Regions from separate parts of the Homo sapiens genome. Here region 2 is linked to region 1. The links are chromatin loops, found by intact Hi-C in ENCODE. Cell type or tissue: endothelial cell of umbilical vein. All regions are shown on one strand. Links, peaks and the distances in the headings refer to the core of each region. The heading gives the core; the rest is flanking DNA. Region 1 has its middle 18 kb from the start of SVEP1. Region 2 overlaps SVEP1 (sushi, von Willebrand factor type A, EGF and pentraxin domain containing 1).

Region 1 (2,919 bases), core at 327-2,826:
CTGATGGATTTGGTTTGCCAGTATTTTTTTGCAAATTTTTGCATCAATGGTCATATTAGTTCATTTTCACCCTGCTGCAAAGACATACCAGAGACTAGGTAATTTATAAAGAAAAGAGATTTAATTGACTCACAGTTCCATATGACTGGGGAGTCCTCAGGAAATTTACAATCATGGTGGAAGGGGAAGCAGGCATGTCTTATGTGGTGGCAGGTGAGAGAGAGCATGTGAAAGAAGTGAAGGGGAAAGAGCCCCTTATAAAACCATCAGATCTCAGGAGAACTCACTCACTAACATGAGGAAAGCATGAGGGAAACAAATCCCATGATCCAGTCACCTCCAACCAGGTCTTTTCCTTAACACCTGGGGATTACATTTTTGAGATAAGATTTGGGTGAGCACACAAAACCAAACCATATTATTCTGCTCTTTGCCCCTCCGAAACCCATGTCTTTACACATTTCAAAACCAATCATGTCTTCCCAAAAGTTCTCCCAAAGTCAACTCATTCCAGCATTAACCCAAAAGTCCAAGTCCAAAGTCTCATCTGAGACCAGGCAAGTCCCTTCCACCTAGGAGCCTGTAAATAGCAAGTTAGTTACTTCCAGATAGAATGGGGGTATAGGCATTTGATAAATGCTCCCATTCCAAGTGGGAGAAATTGGCCAAAACAAAGGGGCTACAGGCCCCATGCAAGTCTGAAATCCAGCAGAGCAATTATTAAATCTTAAAGCTCCAAGAGAATCTCCTTTAACTCCATGTCTCACATCCATGGCACATTGATGCAAAGGGTGGGCTCCCATGGCCTTGGACAGCCCTGCCCCTATGGCCTTTCAGGGTAGCGTCCCCTTCCCCAGCTGCTTTCACTGCTGGCTTTTCCAGGCATGTGGTGTAAGCTGTCAGTGGATCTAGCATCCTGGGGTCTGGAGGATGGTGGCCCTCTTTTTATATCTCCACTAGGAAGTGCTCCAGTGGGGACTCTGTGTGAGTGTTTCAACCCCACATTTCCCCTTTGCACTGCCCTAGTGGAGGTTCTCCATGAGGGCTTTGCCTCTGCAGCAGAATTCTGGCTGGACATCTAGACATTTCCATATGTCCTCTGAAATGTAGGTAGAGGTTCCCAAACCTCAGTTCTTGACTTCTGTGCACCCATAGGCCCAACACCATGTGGAGGCCACCAAGGCTTAGGGCCTGCACCCTCTGAAGCAATGGCCTGAGCTGTACCTTGGCCCCTTTTAGCCATGGCTAGAGCTGGAGTAGCTGGGACACAGGGTACCAAGTCCCTAGACTGCACAGAGCAGGGGGAACCCTGGGCCCAGCTCATGAAACCATATTTCCGTCCTAGTCCTGTGGGTCTGTGATGGGAGGGGCTGCCATCAAGATCTCTGGTATGCCCTGGGAGACATCTTCACCAGTGTCTTGGCGATTAACATTTGCCTCCTAATTACTTATGCAAATTTCTGCAGCCAGCTTGAATTTCTCCCCAGAAAATTGGTTTTTCTTGTCTATCACATCATTAGGCTGCAAATTTTCCAAACTTCTATGTTCTGTTTCCTTTTTAAACATAAGTTCCAATTTCCGATTATCTCTTTCAGGTTTAAAGTTCCACAGATCTCTAGGGCAGGGACAAAATGCCTGCCAGTCACTTTGCTAAAGCATAGCAAGAGTGACCTTTGCTCCAGTTCCCAAGAAGTTTCTCATCTCCATCTGAGACCACCTCAGTCTGGACTTCACTGTCCACATCATTATCAGCACTTTGATCAAAACCATTCAACAAATCTCTAGGAAGTTCTAAACTTTCCCACATCTTCCTATCTTCTTCTGAGCCCTCCAAACTGTCCCAACCTCTGCCTGTTACCCAATTCCAAAGTAAAGTTGCTTCCACATTTTTGGGTATCTTTATAGCAGTACTCCCTCTACCAGTACAAATTTACTGTATTAGTCCATTTCACACTGCTACAAAGACATACCTGAGACTGGGTAACTTCAAAAGGAAAGAGGTTTAATTGACTCACAGTTCCACACGACTGGGGAGGCCTCAGGAACCTTACAATCATGGTGGAAGGGAAAGCAGGCATGTCTTACATGGTGGCAGGTGAGAGGGAGCATGGGTAGGAAGTGAAGAGCCCCTTCTAAAACCATCAGATCTCAAGAGAACTTCCTCACTATCACGAGAACATTACGGGGGAACCACCCCCATGACCTAATCACCTCCCACCAGGTCCCTCCCTCAACACCTGGGGATTACATTTTGAGATGAGATTTGGGTGTGGACACAAATGATTTCTGCCTTAATTTCATTATTTACCCAATAGTCATTCAGGAGCAAGTTGTTCAAGTTCCATGTAGTTGTATGGTTTTGAGTGAATTTCTTGGTCTTGAGTTCTAATTTGATTGCACTATGGTCTGAGAGATTGTTATGATTTCAATTCTTTTGTATTTGCTGAGGAATGTTTTACTTCCGATTATGTGATCAATTTTAGAGTAAGTGCCATGTGGCGATGAGAAGAATGTATATTCTGTTGTTTTGGGGCAGAGAGTTCTGTAGATGTCTACCAGGTTCACTTGATCCAGAGCTGAGTTCAGGTCCTGAATATCTTTGTTAATTTTCTGTCTTAGTGATCTGTCTAATACTGTCAAATGGCAGCCTGCTCCTTCCTCTGGAAACTCCATCTCAGATGGGTATCTGCCTGTTGTGGGCCTGGACATGCCTGTAGCAGGTGGTTGGAGACCTCTGTTGGGAGTTTTCACATAGGAGGAACAGGATCAAGGAACCATTTAAAGAATCACTCTAGCACTTTTGGGTAGAGCAGGTGTGCTGTGTGTTGGGGATCCCTTCAGTCCCAGATCGCTGTGGGCTCTTCAGGGCTGGCAGCCTGGATTGACTGAGAAACTCGAATAGCCAAGATGGCAGCCTGC
Region 2 (2,919 bases), core at 213-2,712, 50 kb before region 1:
TCAAAATGGCCTGTGTGTGTCCCACATTTGCAGCTTCCCATTCGGTCACAGCAGTCCTTGCCTTCATCACAAAGATATGAGCAGTGGACCATATCATCTTGAATAAAACTCCCAGAAGGTAGATCTACAAATAACATATGACAGAGGGCGATAAAAATGAGTCACAGTTCAATGTTACATTCTCTGGTCATTAAAATTTAAGTGCAAGCTGGAGAAAATATCTTTCCATATCCCTCTAATTCCCAACTGCTTCCTGCTCCCACCCAAATACGAATGTGTGTTATTTGTACTAGCGCGCTCTGGGAATTCGTTGAAGCCAGTTAAGTTATTCCAGTCTGGGACCTCATCATAAGTTCTCAAGGCCATTCAGGGTCAGGCAGAAATTAAGTAGTGTAGTGAGGAATCTCCAGATGCTGCAGGAAACAGTGCAGTCAGTTCTGCAGGTCATTCCCCTGGCTTCCAAAGCAGCAGCATTCCACTGCCTCTGGGTGAGGTCAGGCCCCAGCAACGAGTCCCCAGATCCTTGTTCCAATGAGAAACAAAGCCACCATCCTGATCACTGCACAGAGATGTTAATTGTGAGCCACCAACTTTGGAATAAACACTGTCACTTCTATGGTATTTGAGTAGGTAAATAAAGACCATTCTTATTACTTGAGCCATGCTCTGAAGTGAGGCATGCTGGGAATGCAATAACTCAGGCAGACCTGTTTAGAAAGTGACTTGACAGGGTGGGTAAGGTTGAATATGATTGACCCAGAATGGATGGCCTAGAATCACACAAACAGTAAGTCCTTTATTCTTTTCAAGAAGTTTGAAAGTTTTAGACTAAATTCCAATACTAGGTCCATGGGGCTCTAAGCCCAGATATTGTGATGGGCTTATAGTAGGAATTCAAGTGGGTGAGTTCCAGCAAGACACACGGGCTGCAATTGGACACCTTGGAAGGAGATTGGTGGTAGACTCAAATATAGAACATCCATCTCCATGCATCTAGATAGGGGCAAAGCAAAGGGAAGATTCCAGCCCCAAGGGAAAGAAACCAGTGCAACCAGGTACCCTGGTAAGCTCCTTCCAATAGACTGTGGTGTGGGTAAAAGATCTGTAACACAGGCCCTTAGGACTCAGCTCTGAGACACTGGACCACAGGTTTATTTGGCAGTAAAGCAAGTTAGGGAGCAAGGAAAACCTACTTGTCCAGCCTGGGTAATGCAGTGAGACCCTGTCTCTACAAAAACAATAACAATTTTTAAAAAAATTAGCTGGGCATGGTGGTACATGCCTGTTGTCCCAGATACTTGGAAGACTGAGGTGGGAGGATCACTTGAGCCTGGGAGGTGGAGGCTGCAGCGAGGTGTGATCACACCACTGCACTATATAGCCTGTGTGACAGAATGAGACCCTGTATCAAAAAGGGTGAGAAGAAAAGAAAAGACAAACATAGCTGTCAAGACTAGTGTACCAGCATTCAGGTCTGGAAGAGAGATAAGTGGAGGAGGTACAAATGGGGAAAGCTATTATTCTGTAACCTATGTCTATCGAGAATGGCCAGAAACATGAACAGCAGTGAAACCCAAAGTGGATCCATCTAAATTGAAAGTAGCTGCAGAGAACACAGAGGCAGGGGAAATGAGGCTCATTTCCTTTGATCTGATCATGTCTTTCCAGTAAAAACAGGGTTTTACTTACTAAACCTAGAAACTCAACTAAAGTATTACACATTTTAGATATTAGTTTAGTGTAATAAATGTGGTGTCTCCTAAAACCCTATTGCATTATGATAACCAAAACCCTTTCCTTGTTGACTCTAGTTTCTGGGTCAACTTCCATCAGGACAGAAGTCTCCACTCCTAGAAGACAGAGGGATGACAGGAGCTGAAATTTGTTGATAGCACTCATAATTTCATAATCCCATCTGGCAACACCCAGTATCTCCAACTGCAACCACCCTGTTTTCCCTCTTAACATATCACTTTCCTTGGAGAAAAGGAGAAATAAAGGTAGCCAGTTGCTGAACTTCTTCCATGTGCTACATACTATATTGGTGATGTTTTAAATATCTTATTTAATCCTCCTGAAAACCTCTGTGATACATATAATAATAGTTTCCATTTTTAAAGGAGAGAAAACTGAGGTTCATAGTTGTTAAATAAATTGCCTAGGGGAATTAATAATGATAATTTGTTAATAAATAATAAATATCAGTAATAGTAGACAGTTATTGAGTGCTGAGTATAACAAGCCATCAGGAACTTTCTCATCCCTTTATATGTATTAACCCATTTAATCCTTGTAACAATTTTATGAAGTAGGTACTATTCTCATTTCCTATTCTATTTACAAGAAACCTAAGGAATATAAAAGATGAATGATATGTAAAAACAAAACAAACAAACAAAAAAACAGAAAACGTCAGCTAGTAGGTAACAAAATCGGGATTTAAATCCAGACATTCTGGATTTTTAAGGCTTAGCTCTTAAAAATTAGATTTCATTAAGTTGCAGGCCTGGAACTTAGATCCAAACCTGTTTAAACGCAAATCCATACTTTATTTCCCATACTCAGTTTCTTGCTGCTTCTAAGCCCTGTCCTAAGTCCTTGCTCACTTCACTAAAATCCCAGCCTCCAAAAACTTTGGCCAGCATCATCCCTCAGAGAGATAAATCTTTTTTGCTTTATGCATGGTGGCTCATGTCTGTAATTCTAGCACTTTGGGAGGCCCAGGTGGGAGAAATGCTTGAGCCCAGGAGTTTGAGACCAGCCTGAGCAACATAGCGAGACACCATCTTTATTTATTTATTTTTTTTAAAAAGAAACTCCAGTAGAGCTAACCCACTTATTATGAACATCACTAATTTCTTAGAACTCATGTTGCCATGGTTTTCCCCTCAAACTGAATCTTTCACATGGATATCTGCA

The links. Hi-C counts contacts between places; a loop is a spot of excess contacts. Peaks named below come from ENCODE experiments on the same cell type or tissue, not always from the same donor. Only the 100,000 strongest peaks of a DNase experiment are listed, where the experiment ranks them.
Region 2: it touches region 1 in a loop (5-fold over the local background); 2 of 110 quality-filtered maps call a loop at or near these places.

What each region holds. Positions count from the first base shown.
Region 1 is chr9:110,595,921-110,598,839 of GRCh38, forward strand. No RefSeq gene overlaps it. Among named protein-coding and RNA genes, the nearest start is that of SVEP1, 18 kb to the left of the region's middle. In endothelial cell of umbilical vein, for the core only: no CTCF peak of the experiment used is centred there; no DNase peak of the experiment used is centred there.
Region 2 is chr9:110,546,168-110,549,086 of GRCh38, forward strand. SVEP1 (sushi, von Willebrand factor type A, EGF and pentraxin domain containing 1) reads right to left here. Exons shown (of 48, transcript NM_153366.4): 3 at 1-124. Among named protein-coding and RNA genes, the nearest start is that of SVEP1, 32 kb to the right of the region's middle. In endothelial cell of umbilical vein, for the core only: no CTCF peak of the experiment used is centred there; no DNase peak of the experiment used is centred there.